2 separate regions of the Homo sapiens genome follow, and region 1 is linked to region 2. A link is an interaction called in ENCODE POLR2A ChIA-PET data of the cell type or tissue named here. Cell type or tissue: Caco-2. All regions are shown on one strand.

What was found. ChIA-PET counts read pairs that join two places held together with the same protein. Peaks named below come from ENCODE experiments on the same cell type or tissue, not always from the same donor. Only the 100,000 strongest peaks of a DNase experiment are listed, where the experiment ranks them.
Region 1: POLR2A ChIA-PET joins it to region 2 with 13 read pairs; 2 of 35 experiments call an interaction of 5 or more read pairs at or near these places.

The regions. Positions count from the first base shown.
Region 1 is chr5:134,622,977-134,630,976 of GRCh38, forward strand. SAR1B (secretion associated Ras related GTPase 1B) reads right to left here. Exons shown (of 7, transcript NM_016103.4): 2 at 986-1,061. The coding sequence starts at 1,043. Among named protein-coding and RNA genes, the nearest start is that of SAR1B, 5.9 kb to the right of the region's middle. RefSeq lists an enhancer at 3,474-3,618 and a cis regulatory region at 3,540-3,553. In Caco-2, no CTCF peak of the experiment used is centred here; no DNase peak of the experiment used is centred here.
Region 2 is chr5:134,502,828-134,510,827 of GRCh38, forward strand. It overlaps LINC01843 (long intergenic non-protein coding RNA 1843), which reads left to right and starts at 3,725. Exons shown (of 2, transcript NR_105045.1): 1 at 3,725-4,007; 2 at 5,579-6,403. RefSeq lists enhancers at 641-980, 3,339-3,993, 6,249-6,922. In Caco-2, no CTCF peak of the experiment used is centred here; DNase peaks (open chromatin) are centred at 594, 3,534, 3,964 and 6,714; H3K4me3 peaks cover 1,153 bases.

The DNA.
Region 1 (8,000 bases), 120 kb after region 2:
GCCAGGCATGATAGTATATGCCTGTAATCCCAGATACTCGGGAGGCTGAGGCAGGAGAATTGCTTGAACCAGGAGGCGAAGGTTGCAGTGAGCTGAGATCGCACCACTGCGCTCCAACCTGGGCAACAGAGTGAGACTCTGTCTCAAAAAAAAAAAAAAAGAAAAAGAAAAAACTGTAGCAAGGCTGGGCACAGTGGTTCATGCCTGTAATCCTAGCACTTTGGGAGGCTGAGGTGGGCAGATCACTCGAGCTCAGGAGTTTAAGACCAGCCTGGCCAACATGGCAAAGCCCCATCTTTACAAAAAATACAAAAATTAGCTGGTGTGGTGGCACACACCTGTAGTACCAGCTACTCGGGAGGTTGAGGCAGGAGAATCGCTTGAACCTGGGAGGTGGAGTTTGCAGTGAGCTGAGATCACGCCACTGCACTCCAGCCTGGGCGACAGAGCGAGACTCCATCTCAGAAACAAACAAACAAACAAAACACCAGCCTGGGCAACATAGCAAGACTCCGTCTCTATAAAATTAAAAAAAAAAAAAAAAAGAACTGCTGGGTAAAGAAGTCTCATTTGGCTTATTAAAAACTGCTATTTATGGTGTACAAGCTACTTTATGGAACATGCATTTTAATAATAATCCTGTAAGGATTAAATGACATAAAGCATTAAAGCATATAGGTAAACTAGCTAATAAATGGTAGATAGTTCTGTTAGTAATATTCCCAACACCTTAAGAGGTAGGAATTATTACTGCCATTTTACAGATAAGAAAACTCAGGCTAAGGTGAAAAAAGTAATTTGCCAAAGATTACTTAATTTAAAAGGGATACAATGAGTAATTGAACATCTATGTATGATTTCAAAGCCCATATTCTTAACTATTCTTTACTACTGGCTTATCTATAAAGAGACTTGACACAGATAAGCACTATTAAATAAATAAGACCAAAGGGGATAACTGTAGAGAACAAAGGACCAACATTACCTAAAAACTGTAGCACACTGCTGAAACCACTGTAAATCCAATCAAATATGAAGGACATATCCAAATCTGATAGGGTCTGAAAAAAAAGAGTTTGAATTTAGTAGTCAACATTAAACACCAATATACATTAAACTCCAATACTGTTAAACACCAACTCTGAGTAGATAATCCTACAGCAACTTTACTACAAAGAGTTACACACTTTGGGAAGCTGAGGTGGGTGGATCATCTGAGGTCAGAAGTTTGAGACCAGCCTGGCCAACATGGTGAAACCCCAACTCTACTAAAAATACAGAAATTAACCGGGTGTGGTCATGGGCCCCTGTAATCCCAGCTACTCAGGAGGCTGAGGCAGGAGAATTACTTGAACCCAAGAAGTGGAGGTTGCAGTGAGTGGAGATTGTGCCACTGTACTCCTGCATGGTGGTGCACACCTGCAGTACCAGCTACTCAGGAGGCTGAGGTGGGACGATTGCTTGAGCCTCGGAGGTAGAGATTGTAATGAACCGAGATCGCACCACTGCACTCCAGCCAGGGTGACAGTAAATGGGATAAGAGGTTAATAGGTGAGGCAGTGAGGAGAGATTCCTATTTCAAAAAATTTCAAATGGTAAAAAACTAAAATCGTTTAAAAAAATGTTGGAAATGGGATAAGGGAAGTGAGTTTTTTTTTTTTTTTTTTTTGAGACAGAGTCTTGCTCTGTCGCCCAGGCTAGAGTGCAATGGCTCGATCTCAGCTCACTGAAAGCTTCTCCTCCCAGGTTCAAGCGATCCTTCTGCCTCAGCCTCTCGAGTAGCTGGGATTACAGGCAGGCACTGCCATGCCTGACTAATTTTTATATTTTTAGTAGAGACTGGGCTTCACCGTATTGGCCAGGCTGGTCTCCAACTCCTGACCTCAAGTGATTCGCCTGCCTCAGCCTCCAAAAGTGCTGGGATTACAGGCGTGAGCCACCCCAGGCCTGGAAGTGAAATTTCCTTCTCAAAAAGGGTGAGGCTTGAGTATGATGATAAACTAAAGAGAAGGAGATAGTGGGATGGAAGAAGTAATAGGGAAGAAAGGAATTAACCAAAAGGGACAAAGTCCCAAGAGGAGCTTGGACTGACAGCCTATGTCTCTTGTCTAAGATTAGGAGGAAAGATGGCCAGAAAATTTGTGGAGGTGGTGGGAATCTGACTCCAAAAGTGAAAGGGTATAGAGAATTTTTGAGGAGCAGAGCAAGCATTACAATAGCTACTATGGGGAATGAATCAAGTTAAAAGACTGCCAAAAAAAGCCAAGGACTCAGTTGGAATTGAAACTCAAACATTCACAGCAGTGCCAATCTGTGCTGATTTCCAACCTTCCACCCTCCACCAGCAGTGCTCAACATGGAGTGACTAGAGATTAGGAACATCCAGAATAGAAATGAAAAAGGACAAGGGGAACAGGATTTTGAGAGTACTAGTGAGAGGGCTGTAGGGATCTGATCAGAAGTTCAAGTTGAGTGGACAAAGGTAAAGAAAGGTAGTATACAGAGATGGAGCGGTGATCAAAGGCAGGCTTCTCAACAGAACAGAATTGGGAAAATAGGGTAGAAAAAGTCTCTAAGCCAAAAACAGAAAAGGGTGAGAGAGGTGAAAGGAGTGCCAGAATTGTGCCAGCAAAGTGGAAGAGAATATAGGGGGTTCAAGAATTCAAGAGAAGTTCAGGGTTGGGTGGTGGCAAACTCCAAGGCCTGGCTCTGGCATGGACGATAAAGAAAAATGGAGGTGACAGATACTGGAAGCCAGGCTAGAGGGTACACTGTCCACATTGACAGGCAGTGTAATCACCTGGAAGACTGGAGGGCACTGATACAGACTGTGAATCAAGTGGCAAAGTCCTCACTGAAGATGATTGTTGGTAGGTGAGAGCTAAAGAATGGTGAAAAGCCTTGACAGAAAAAGGATTTTTTGCATAAGGATGGTACCAATTTGCTGTTGTAAAATTTGTCCCAAGAGAGATAATCTAAGAAGACACAAACTCTGCTTTGGAAGATAATAATATATATATTTCTTTAAAATTGTGGTTTCAGCCAGGCACAATGGCTCACACCTGTAATCCCAGGACTTTGGGAGGCTGAGGCGGGTGGATCACCTGAGGTCAGGAGTTCAAGATCAGCCTGGCCAACGTGGCAAAACCCCATCTCTACTAAAAATACAAAAATTAGCTGGGTGTGGTGGTGCACACCTGTAATCCCAGCTACCCAGGAGGCTGAGGCAGGGGAATCACTTGAACCCAGGAGGCAGAGGTTGCACTGAGCCGAGATCGAGCCACTGCACCACAGCCTGGGCCACAGAGCAAGACTCTGCCTCAAAAAAAAAAAAAAAAAAAAAAAAAAAAAAAATGTGGTTTCTAGGAACCTTAAAACAAACTAGGAGTAATTAGAAACAGAATTAACTGTTTTTTTATTGTTATTTTAAGTAGAAGTAAAAATGCCCAACTAAGAATAAAAGTTACTTAGCTGCAAACAGATACCTGAGCCCAGAAAACAGGTTACACAACACCATGAACACACTATTAAGACATGTGAAGAGCAAAGGTCAAGAACAAGGAAACATACACACGTCAGCAGATTTATTTATTGCACCAATACCAAACAGGAAAAGTCTCTCTGCAGATTAGAAAAGTGATCTACTCAAGTAACATGAAAACCAGTGCAAAGGATGTAATGGAACAGAATCTCAGATTACAAGTAACTTCTTAAAGCCTTGTTCCATTAAACTACATGGATGGCTCATTTAAATGAAATATCCTGGATAGATAAATCCATAGAGTAAGTATATTAGTGGTTGTCAGACTGAAGGAAGGAAAAATGGGGAATGATTGCTAATGGGTACTGGGTTTCTTCTTGGGATGATCACATGTTCTGGAATTAGATAGTGGTGATGTTTACACAACAATGTGACTATACTAAAAACACTTAATGTACAATTTTAAAAGGTCGATTTTATGGTATATCAACTATATCTCAAAAAAGCTATTATAGAAAAATTTTAAAAGCAAATTTTAAAAAGCTTATATGGCATTTAATATTTAAAACTGATTTACATGAGTAATTACACAAAACCATTTACTTTTTTTTTTGAGACAGAGTCTCGCCTGTCGCCCAGGATGGAGTGCACTGGCGCGATCTCCTCTCACTGTAAGCTCCACCTCCCAGGTTCACGCCATTCTCCTGCCTCAGCCTCCCGAGTAGCTGGGACTACAGGAGCCTGCCACCACGCCTGGCTAATTTTTTATATTTTTAGTAGCGACGGGGTTTCACCATGTTAGCCAGGATGGTCTCGATCTCCTGACCTCGTAATCCGCCCTCCTTGGCCTCCCAAAGTGTTGGGATTACAGGCGTGAGCCACCGCGCCCCGCCACTTTTTATTTTTTTGACAGAGTCTCCCTCTCACCCAGGGAGCGCCGTCTCTGCTCACTGCAACCTCAATCTCGGGGACTCAAGCAATCCTCCCACCTCAACCTCCTGAGTACCTGGGGGCTACAGGCATAGGCCACTATGCCTGGCTCATTTACTTTTTAAAACCGGCCGGGCGTGGTGGCTCACGCCTGTAATCCCAGCACTTTGGGAGGCCGAGGCGGGCGGATCACGAGGTCAGGAGATCGAGACCATCCTGACTAACACGGTGAAACCCCGTCTCTACCAAAAATACAGAAAAATTAGCCGGGCGTGGTAGTGGACGCCTGTAGTCCCAGCTGCTCGGGAGGCTGAGGCAGGAGAATGGCGTGAAACCAGGAGGCAGAGCTTGCAGTGAGCCGAGATTGCGCCACTGCACTCCAGCCTGGGCGACAGAGCGAGACTCCATCCCAAAAAATAAATAAATAAATAAATAAATAAATAAATAAATAAATAAAACCACACATTAAGGGCCGGGAGCAGTGGCTCACGCCTGTAATCCCAGCACTTTGGGAGGCCGAGGCGGGCAGATCACCTGAGTTCGGGAGTTCGAGACCAGCCTGACCAACATGGAGAAACCCCATCTCTACTAAAAATACAAAATTAGCCGGGCATGGTGGTGCATGCCTATAATCCCAGCTACTCAGGAGGCTGAGGCAGGAGAATCGCTCAAACCTGGGAGGCAGAGGTTGCAGTGAGCCGAGATCGTGCCACTGCACTGCACTCCAGCCGGGGTGACAGAGCAAGACTCCGTCTCAAAAAAAAAAGAAAAAAAATACATATTTAGTTTGTGACCAGCCTTGGCAACGTGGAAAAACCCCATTTCTATAAAAAATACAAAAATTAGCCAGATGTGATAGCATGCACTTGGTGACAGTGAGACCCTGCCTCAAAAAAATAAAATAAAAATAAAAAATACACATTAGTTCTCAGGGGTCCTGTAAAAAAAAAAAATACACATAAGATGACAAAATACAAATACCCAAAAAGTACTATTGGGAGAAAATAAGGGACCTAATAGTCTAAAGAGGCAAATATGACATCAGAGTATGATTGTAGAATCAATGCACTAATAACTTTGGGATGCAAAGCATGGTAATGCTATGGTGAAATGGGTGTAGTAACTGTCCTAGAATACAAATATCCAGGCTGAGCACAGTGGCTCATGTCTGTAATCCCTGCAGTTTGGGAGGCGAAGGCAGGAGGATCACCTGAGACCAGGAGTTAAAGACCAGCCTGAGCAACATAACAAGATCCCATCTCTAAAAAAAAAATTTTTTTTTTTTGAGACTAAGTCTCACTCTGTCGCCCAGGCTGGAGTGCAGTGGCACAATCTTGGCTCACTGCAACCTCCACCTCCTGGGTTCAAGCAATTCTCTGCCTCAGCCTCCCAAGTAGCAGGGATTACAGGCACCCACCACCAAGCCCAGCTAATTTTTTTGTATTTCTAGTAGGGACAGGGTTTCACCATCTTAGCCAGGCTGGTCTTGAACTCCTGACCTCGAGATCCACTCGCCTCGGTGTCCCAAAGTGCTGGGATTACAGATGTGAGCCACCATGCCCGGTACAAAAAATTTTTTAAATTACCTGGGTATGGTAGCAAGAAACTGTAGTCCCAGCTACTCAGGAGGCTGAGGCTGGAGGATTGCTTGAGCCCAAGAATTCAAGCAGTGAGCTATGATCACACCACTGCATTCCAACCTGGGCAACATAGTGAGACCCTGTCTTTAAAAAAAAAAAAAAAAGAAGGATGAACTGGGCATGATGGCTCATACCTGTAATCCCAGCACTTTGGGAGGCCAAGGTGGGGGGATCACTTGAACCCAGGAGTTTCAGACCAACCTGGGAAACATGGGAAGTCCCCATCTCTACAAAAAAAATACAAAAATAGGCCAGGTGCAGTGGCTCATGCCTGTAATCCCAGCACTTTGGGAGGCCGAGGTGGGGGGATCACTTGAACCCAGGAGTTTGAGACCAGACTGGGCAACATGGGAAGACCCCGTCTCTACAAAAGAAAAAATACAAAAATAGGCCAGGCACGGTGGCTCACCCCTGTAATCCCAGCACTTTGGGAGGCCGAGGCGGGCAGATCACGAGGTCAGGAGTTCAAGACCAGCCTGACTAACATGGTAAAACACCTTCTCTACTAAAAATACAAAAATTAGCTGGGCATGGTGGCGTGCACCTGTAATCCCAGCTACTCAGGAGGCTGAGGCAGGAGAATCGCTTGAACCTGGGAGGCAGAGGTTGCAGTGAGCCAAGATCGCGCCACTGCACTCCAGCCTGGGCGACAGAGCAAGACTCCATCTCAAAAAAACAAACAAACAAACAAACAAACAAAAAAAAACAATTAGCTGGGTGTGGTGGTAGGCACCTGTAGTTCCATCTACTCAGGAAGCTGAGGTATGAGAATTGCTTGAACCCGGGAGACGGAGGTTGCAGTGAGCCAAGATCGTGGCACTGCACTCCAGCCTAGGCAACAGGGCAACATTCTGTCTCAAAAAAAAAAAAAAGAAAAAAAAGAAAAAGAAAACGAAGGATAAAACCATGACAAATATAAATAGTAGAAAATTTTTAAGAGTGGCCAAGGTGAGGGCTGGGCACAGTGGCTCATATCTGTAATCTCAGCACTTTAGGAGGCCAAGGCAGGCAGATCACTTGAGGTCAGGAGTTCGAGACCAGCCTGGCCAACATAGTGAAACCCCGAGTTGGGATGAGTATTTAAAGTGAGCGAGCGTAGAAATACTATGCTCAGCCAAGTGAGTACTTAACGAAATGAGTGTAGAAGGCTGGGGGAGGTGGCTCACGCCTGTAATCCCAGCACTTTGGGAGGCTGAGGGGGGCGGATCACCTGAGGTTGGGAGTTCGAGACCAGCCTGACCAAAAAGGAAAAATCTTGTTTCTACTAAAAATACAAGATTAGCTGAGTGTGGTGGTGTATGCCTGTAATCCCAGCTACTCGGGAGGCTGAGGCAGGAGAATCGCTTGAACCCAGGAGGCAGAGGTTGCAGTGAGCTGGAGATCACGCCATTGCACTCCAGCCTGGGCAACAAGAGCGAAACTCTATCTCAAAAAAAAAAAAAAAAAAAAAAGTAAGTGTAGAAATACACCTATAGCAGGACACAGTGGCTCACGCCTGTAATCCAAGCACTTTAGGAGGCCAAGCCGGACAGATCACTTGAGTTCGGGAGTTCAAGACCAGCCTGGCCAACATGGTGAAACCCCATCTCTACTAAAAATACAAAAATCAGCAGGATGTGGTGGTGCATGCCTGTAATCCTAGCTACTTGAGAGGCTGAGGCAGGAGAATCACTTGAACCCTGGAGGTGGAGGTTGCAGTCAGCCTGGAGCCACTGCACTCCAGCCTGGGCGATAGAGCGAGACTCCGTCTCAAAAAAAAAAAAAAAGAAAAAAGAAAAGAAATACTAATATAGCATTCCAACTTGTAAGCTTCAAATGATGTGGCAATGATTTTCATTTCCTTTTCTATTTCTTTTTTTTTCTTTTTTTTTTTTTTTTTTTTTTTTTTTTAGCAACAATGTCTTTTTCTTTCACCCAGGCTGGAGTGCAGTGGCATGATCACAGGTCAC
Region 2 (8,000 bases):
CTAAAAATACAAAAATTAGCCAGGCATTTTGGTCCATGCCTGTAATCCCAGCTACTCGGGAGGCTGAGGCAGAAGAATCGCTTGAACCCGGGAGGCGGAGGCTGCAGTGAGCCGAGATTGTGCCACTGCATTCCAACCTGGGCAATAGAGTGAGACTCCGTCTCAAAAAAAAAAAAGTAAGAACTATTCTTAGCTCATGGGCTATACAAAAATGGGTAGTGGGCCAGAATTGGCCTTCAGGCCACAGTTGGCCAATTCTCTGTTGTAGAATGTGCCATCCTGGGGCTCAGATTCCCCATAATCACTGAGGCTGTAAGTCCTGTCCTACCATACGGGTGGTATGAATGGCGAACTGTTTGGTTTGCTCAGGAATGGGGGTTTCCTAGGCTTTAGATTTTTTGGTGCTAAAACCAGTACAGTCCCAGGCAAACCAGGACAGAACAGTTGGTCACCCTAGGTAGTAATCATTAACCCAGAGAGGGCCAGGCTTCAGGAGCCAGCTGGCCAGGGTTCAGGTGTGGCCCCCAGGGCCCCCTCCAGGCATTGCCTTGTCCTTGTGGTTTGTGGTAGGGCCTTGTCCCATTGGGGCTGGCCCTCTGCAAGGAGATGCCCCCTCCTCCATGCAGGAAAACCTCTGTGGTCTGGGAGCTCTCAAAAGGCAGGAAGTTGAATCATCAACTCCGGTAACGTCTCTGTCAGCCTGTGGGTCTGCCCAGGGAGCTCAGGGCTCCAGGCCCAGGGGGCTGGCTCTGCGCTTTGTTTGCTGCTTTCTCTGAACAGGAAAGCTTCAGAATGAGGCTTCTAGAGAAATGAGAGCTGTTGAGTCAGATGGGGAGGAGCGCTGGATGTTAGGTTGACCAAGACTCTCACCCTGCTCTGGCCTGGACTTGCTTTGTGGCCTTCAATGACTCTCTCGCGCTCTCTGTATTTTGGCTTTGGCTTCTACCACAGAAATGCTGATTCTTGAAATCCTCTTAAATTAGGAGTATGAATGATGACCAAAGTGGGAGCACCCCGGCTTCCGAAGACCCGTTTTATCTTTTCTACCAGGGATGCAGGCTGCTCAGACACACTTCCCTGCCTCCTGCCTGCCTGGGAGAAGGACCTGACCAGCCACCCCAGTTCTGGCCACAGGGGCTTTAGGAAGGTGACAAGTCTGGATTTAGGGAGATGGAGGAGAGGGGCAGAAAAGGAGGTCCAGGTTAAAGACAGTTATCCACAGATGACAATGATAACCATACCACCTGTTGTTTATTAAGCACTGACGACGTGCCAGCCTTTCAATGATCTCATCTGATCCTCACAATGACTCTTTCAGTTAAGGATTATCATCATTTTCATTTTATGGGGAAGGCAAATGGAGCCCAGAGAGGATAAGTACCTTGCCCAAGGTCACACAGCTACCATGAGGTGCAGTTGGCATTAACTCTAACTGTGTTAGACTGTGGCTTTGAGGGTTGAGGGCTCAGGAAGCCCACAGGTAGCAAGGGAGGGATGAGACTGGCAGAGAAGTCTAGAGTAGGGTCGGGGGAGAAATTGTTCTTTCTTCCTGGTGCTGCATAGGGACATCCAGAGAATACTAAGAAGTCTGGGGTTTGCTAGGCTTGGAGACCATGTTCCCAGACCAGGGATCATGAGGACACAGTCCCTAAGCCCAGCAAAGCCCAGACTACCTACAGTCTGAATGCTGAACCCCTCGAGACCATTTGGAAAATCTGTCGAGGGCTTGAGGAGGAAATTGGATACATAGCAGGATTTTGCTACAGAGCAGAAATGAGCATTTACTTTCCGAGCAAAGACAGCCCTTCTCCAAGGATGCCCCTGGGTGTCTCTGTATGTACCTCCCCAACCCAGCATGGGTGCCATGCTCAAGGTTCAGACAGAGGACCACAAGCCCCATGCTGCACCATGCATAATGTCCCTCTTCCCCTTTGACGGGGGGGACGATGGGAGCTTGGCAGAATTTAACCATCCTTAGCAGAGGACCACGCCTATGAAGGGCCAATAGGGCCAGTGATGGGCTGTGCTCCTGGGGTGGGGGCAACCCTCAACTTGCTGTCCTCAGTAACACAGCCGATAGATGTCTCTGAGAAAAGAGACCAACCCAGCTGTGCCAGGCAACTGACTGGACCCCTGACTTGGATTCAGGTCAGGTCTAAAGATGCCTTCTCCCCTATTAGCATCAGGTTCAAAGCCAGGCTTAGCCAAACCCTAAACATTCCTTACACTTTCTGGGGAACCACGAAATTCTTCATGAAGCCCTTAATTTAAAAAGCATCTTGTAGGCTGGGCACGGTGGCTCACGCCTGAAATCCCAGCAGCACTTTGGGAAGCCGAGGCGGGCGGATCACGAGGTCAGGAGTGAGACAAGCCTGGCCAACAGAGTGAAACCCCTTTTCTACTAAAAATACAAAAAACTAGCCGGGTGTGGTGGCATGTGCTTGTAATCCCAGCTACTTTGGGGGCTGAGGCAGGAGAATCGCTTGAACTTGGGAGGCAGAGGTTGCAGTGAGCCGAGATCGTGCCACTGCATTCCAGCCTGGGTGACAGTGCGAGACATAGTCTTAAAAAAAGAAAAAAAGAAAAAGAAAAGAAAAGAAAAGCATCTTGTGCTGGGCACGGTGGCTCACGCCTGTAATCCCAGCACTTTGGGAGGCTGAGGCAGGTGGATCACTTGAGGTCAGGAGTTCGAAACCACCCTGGCCAACACAGTGAAACCTCGTCTCTACTAAAAAAAAAAAAAATTAGCCAGGTGTGGTGGCAGGCACCTGTAATCCCAGCTACTTGGGAGGCTGAGGCAGGAGAATCACCTGAACCCAGGAGGCGGAGGTTGCAGTGAGCCGAGATCGCACCATGGCACTCCAGCCTGGGAAACAGAGGGAAACTCCATTTAAAAAAAAAAAAAAAGCATCTTGTTCTGTCTGCTATGTGGGCTCTAACTGGAATTGGTAGGGCTATGGGCTCCAGGAGGCTTCATTAGCCAGAGGACCTACTAGGACTGGGCCTGCACTGATATCTTGAGGTAGAGGTGGGGGCCTGGAAGCTGGGTGCAGGGCTGAGGCCCCTCACTGGGTCTGCACTGAACAGCTAGGCCCAGGAGCCAAATCATGGTTGCAGACATTTGGCTTCCATTATCTGACTATTTGGGACAGCCTCAAGCTAGACTTGATTACTGCAAACCTGAAATAGTTCCTTATTAGACAGGGCTAGCTCACCCTCCTAAATGAGTCTTGTTGGGACTCTCGGGGTCTTGCACTGAGCACACTTCCTCATCCTATCCTCCAGCCCCTCTGGCAGGAAAGTAGGAGCACCCCCAGGGCTTCTGCCCCGGGCCTCTGCACAGACTCCAGGGGCACCTGTGGGGCTGAGGGCAAGTGGCAGCACAGTGCCTCCGGCCAGGACTGGCCCAGCCCTCTTCCCTGTGCCCAGCTCCTCCCCATGGAAGAAAGGGGAGAACAGGACTGGCTACTTGAGGACACCAGGGACTGGGCCTGCCTGAGAGTGACAGTTCTGGGACTCTCCCTGCTCCCGGTGAATGCCAGCCAGGGTGTGGGGCCCAGGAGGCTCCAGTGCTTTCCCAGTCCAAAGGTCACTAACTGCCCAGCCGCTGGGAGTGTGTGCAGGGGGCGGTTCTCCAGCCAGGGAGGTGCAGGAATAAAGGGGGTGTGGGGAGACAGGAAGAGGCTGAGCTTGTGGGGCCTGAGAGCCTCTCCCCTGGGCAGGGTGGGGTCATTGGGCTGCCTTAGATTCCCCCCCCCACCTCTCAGCCTGCTGCCTCTGGACAAAGCTCTGCAGAGGAGCCCCATCTCCTTCAGCCCCCTCCTGCCTTTGGGGTGCAAGTTTCCTGAAGGACTTGAGTGAGATGTCACCAAGCAACAGGCTGTCAGGCTCTTGGCAGCAAGTACTGGCCCAGCGACTCGCGGCAGAGTCTCTCCTTGGGGCGTCTGTCCTTATCAGGGGTGGATGCTGTCAGACTTGCTAATGGTGGAATTTCTGGCATGTGGCAGGTGGGTAAAAGAGACCCCTGGGCTAGGGAGCCATTTGCAAGTCCCTCAGATGGCCTCAGGTGTGGGTCATGCTCCACTGCAGCCATGGTTACTGGGAAGCCAAGTGGACTCCATGGGGCTCCAAGCAGTGGGAGGGAGCTCCTGGGAGACACAGTGTGGCCCAGATGCCCTGGTCATGGGGACATCCAAGCACAGGTGAGAAACTTGGGCAGGGAGGGTGCAGAGGAAATTTGGAAATGGCTGAGAGGCTGGACTCAAGGTCTCTTGGGCTTGAACTGAGCTCAAGCAATCCACCCACTTCAGCTTCCCAAGGTGCTGGGATTACAGTCGTGAGCCATGGCATCCGGCTGGACTCAAGGTCTCTTGTTCCCTGATCCTGGGCTTGGCATGGAGAAGGGAGGAAGCTGAAGGGGGCAGGTAAAAAGATGCCTACCTGGGCACTGTAGACTAAATGAACCCTCAGACTGTGAAAGTCTCAGAAATCAGAGAAAGAGGCCTGGTGTGGTGGCTTGCACCTGTAATCTTAACACTTTGGGAGGCTGAGGCGGGAGGATTGCTTGCGCCCAGGAGGTTGAGGCTGGAATGAGCCATGATCACTCCAGTGCACTCCAGCCTGAGTAACAGAAAGAGACCCTGTCTCAAAAAAGAAAAAAGAAAAAAAAAACAGAGGAAGGGACTGGCACTTCCAAGTCAGAGAGAGCTCCCTGAAGAGGTGGGCCTGGTAATTGAGAAAGAAAGCAGTTGAGACAGACACGGGGGCTATGGGAGCAAGAGTCTGGAGGTGCGAGCATGCCGGGCAGGTGTAAGGACTGGTGAGTCACCAGGGGAAATGTGTAAAAAGGCTGTGGGTAATGAGGTGGCAAACGGTGGAGAGCTCTGCCCTGAGCTCCATACCCTTCCAAGCCTTTGCCCATGCTTATGGTTGAATTGTGTCTCCATGCCATGCACAACAAAGATATACATTGGGCTGGGCACGGTGACTCACGCCTATAATCCCAGCACTTTGGGAGGCCAAGGCAGGTGGATCACCTGAGGTTGGGAGTTCGAAACCAGCCTGACCAACATGGAGAAACCCCGTCTCTACTAAAAATACAAAATTAGCTGGGCGTGCTGGCGCATGCCTGTAATCCCAGCTCATCGGGTGGCTGAGGCAGGAGAATCGCTTGAACCCAGGAGGCAGAGGTTGCGATGAGCCGAGATCGTGCCATTGTGCTCCAGCCTGGGCAACAAGAGCAAAACTCCGTCTCAAAAAAAAAACCAAAAACAAAACAAAACAAAAATATACATTGAAATCCTAACCTCCTGTACCTGTAAAGGTGACTGTATTTGGAAACAGGGTCTTTGCAGATTTAATAGTGTTAAAATAAGGTCATTAGAGTGGGCCCCACTCTGGTATGGCTGGTGTCCTTAGAAGAGGGAAAGTTGTTGAGGTGATGGGTATCCCAACTATCTTGATTTGGTTTTATACATTGTATACATGTGTCCAAATATAACCCGTACCCCCAAAATAGGTACAACTATTATGCAGCAATAAAACATTTTTATTTTTATTTTTACTTTTTTAAAAACAGGGCCAAGTGCAGTGGCTCACACCTATAATCCCAGCACTTTGGGAGGCTGAGGCACGAGGATTGCTTGAGCCCAGGAGTTCATCACCAGCCTGGGCAATATAGCCAGACCCGGTCTCCACAAAAAAATTTTTAAAAATTAGCTGGGCATGGTGGCCTGTGCCTGTAGTCCCAGCTCTTTGGGAGACTGAGGCAGGAGGATCAACTTGAGCCCAGAAGGTCGAAGCTGCAGTAAGCCATGGTCATGCCAGCGGAGTTGAGCCTGGACCACAGAGCAAGACACTATAGGGAAGACAGCCAGGTGAAAATGAAGGCAGAGACCAGAGTTATGCATCCGAAAGGCAAGGAATGCCGGGGGCTGCCAGAAGCTGGAAGAGGCAAGGCAGGATCCCCCACTAAAGGCCTTGGAGGGAGCATGGCTTTAGCAGCACCTCAATTTGGGATGTCTATTTTCCGGAACAGCGGGAATAAGTGTCTGCTGCTGTAAGCCACCCTGCCTGTGGCACTTTGTTACAGCAGCCCAGGAACCTGACCCAGCCAGGCTGCTCCTGCTGCCCAGTGTGCCCTTCTCTCATCCCTCCAGCTGGTCTCTCACTGCCTTCGAGCCCCATCACCTGCTCGGGCTCCCCCTCTGTGTGTCCCCAGTTCTGGACACTTATTCAGCAGACCTGTAAGTTTTGCTGGCCAGCCTATCTCCCTGGCTAGACTGAAGGCTCCTTCAGGGCAGGCCTAACCTGTGCTAGGGCAGCATGATGCCTGGTACAGAATAGGGGCTCCTTAGATGTGGGGTAAATAAAGGAATGCTCGAAGGGTGATGGGCCCCTGTGAGACTGGGATGTGCCATCTACTTCTTCACAGCCTGGCTCAGCTCAGGCTAGGGACATGACAGTGCTCAGAGAGGTCACAGCATCTTCCACACAGACCATTCCCAGCTCCGCCACTCTCCAGTTCCCTCTTGGTGCCATATGAGTCTGAGGAACTTGGGGAAATTCCTAACCTTCCCTTTCAATTGAGCCATTAGCCCTTGGAGTTAGCCACAACGTAATTGCTCAGGTCCCTCCAACAAGGGGACTGTGTCTGTGGCTTGATGACTCATGCACACTGCTCCATTCCACAACCTTGGGCAGGACTTGGGGCTGGGGACAGTGCCAGCCAGCATAGGCAAGGAGCTTGGACATCCCATTACCCCAACCCAGTCCCCAGGAACAGAGTGTACTCAAGGTTTCAGGACAAAAATCTAGAAGCAAGGAGGCGAACTGAGTGAGATTTGAGTGACGAAAAGGAGCAGACAAAGACAACAGCGAGTACAAAGGCCCTGAGGCAGGAACGAGCTTGGCATGATCAAGAACTGAAAAGAGCACAGGGGAGGCTGCAGCACAGTGAAAGAGAGGTCAGTGATAGGACATGCGATTAGACGGGGCCCACTAGACAATCCAGGATAATCCCTCCCTCTCAAGGCCCTTAATTTAATCATATCTGCAAAGTGCCTTCTGCCATGTCGGGGAACGTATTCACAGGCTCTGGGGAGTGCAGCGCAGACATCTTTAGGGATGGGCATTATTGTGTCTACCGCAGTATCTCTCTCACCCTCTTGTCTGTCTCTCTTGCTCTATCGCTACATTTCTGTTTACCTATCTACCTATTTATTTGAACCTGACCATGGATCTATTGACCACAATTTATTTCTCTTCCTACCCCTTTATCAAGCTTCAATAAGTTATTTATCAATCTATCATTCCTCAGTGGCTTTGATCTTTTACTCTGATAACAGCATCACCCCTTAGCCATCTGTCTAACAAACTAAACGTTAAACTCAATCTATCATTTAGTTGTCCTCTGTCCATGATGAATTATCAATCATCTACCTCCATCTTTGCAGATGTTGTACAGATGTGGACATTTTTTCTCAATGTCTATTGAAAAGATCGATAGATATGAGTTCAGTAAATATCCACTGAGTGCTGGCCACGTGCCCATTGCTATGTCATGTGTGGGTGAAATAAGGGGCTGACACTCCCAGTAGCCATAGAGGGTCCTTTTTCATTTTATCATTATCCCCAACAATGCTGTGATCACCAATCCAGGCACACTGTCCAATTTTGTCATCCACCTTGGAATCTTTTTTTTTTTTTTTTGAGATAGGGCTCTTGCTCTGTCACACAGGCTGGAGGGCAGTGGTGTGATCACAGCTCACTGCAGCCTCAATCTCCCAGGCTTAAGCAATCCTCCCACCTCAGCCTCCAGAGTATCTAGGACTACAAGCAAGTGCCACCATGCCCAGCTAATTTTTGTATTTTTTAAGAGACAAGGTCTCACTATGTTGCCCACGCTGGTCTCAAACACCTAGACTCAAGCAATCCTCCTCCCTTAGCCTCCCGAAGTGTTAGGATTATAGGCATGAGCCACTGGCCCTGTCCAGGGACCA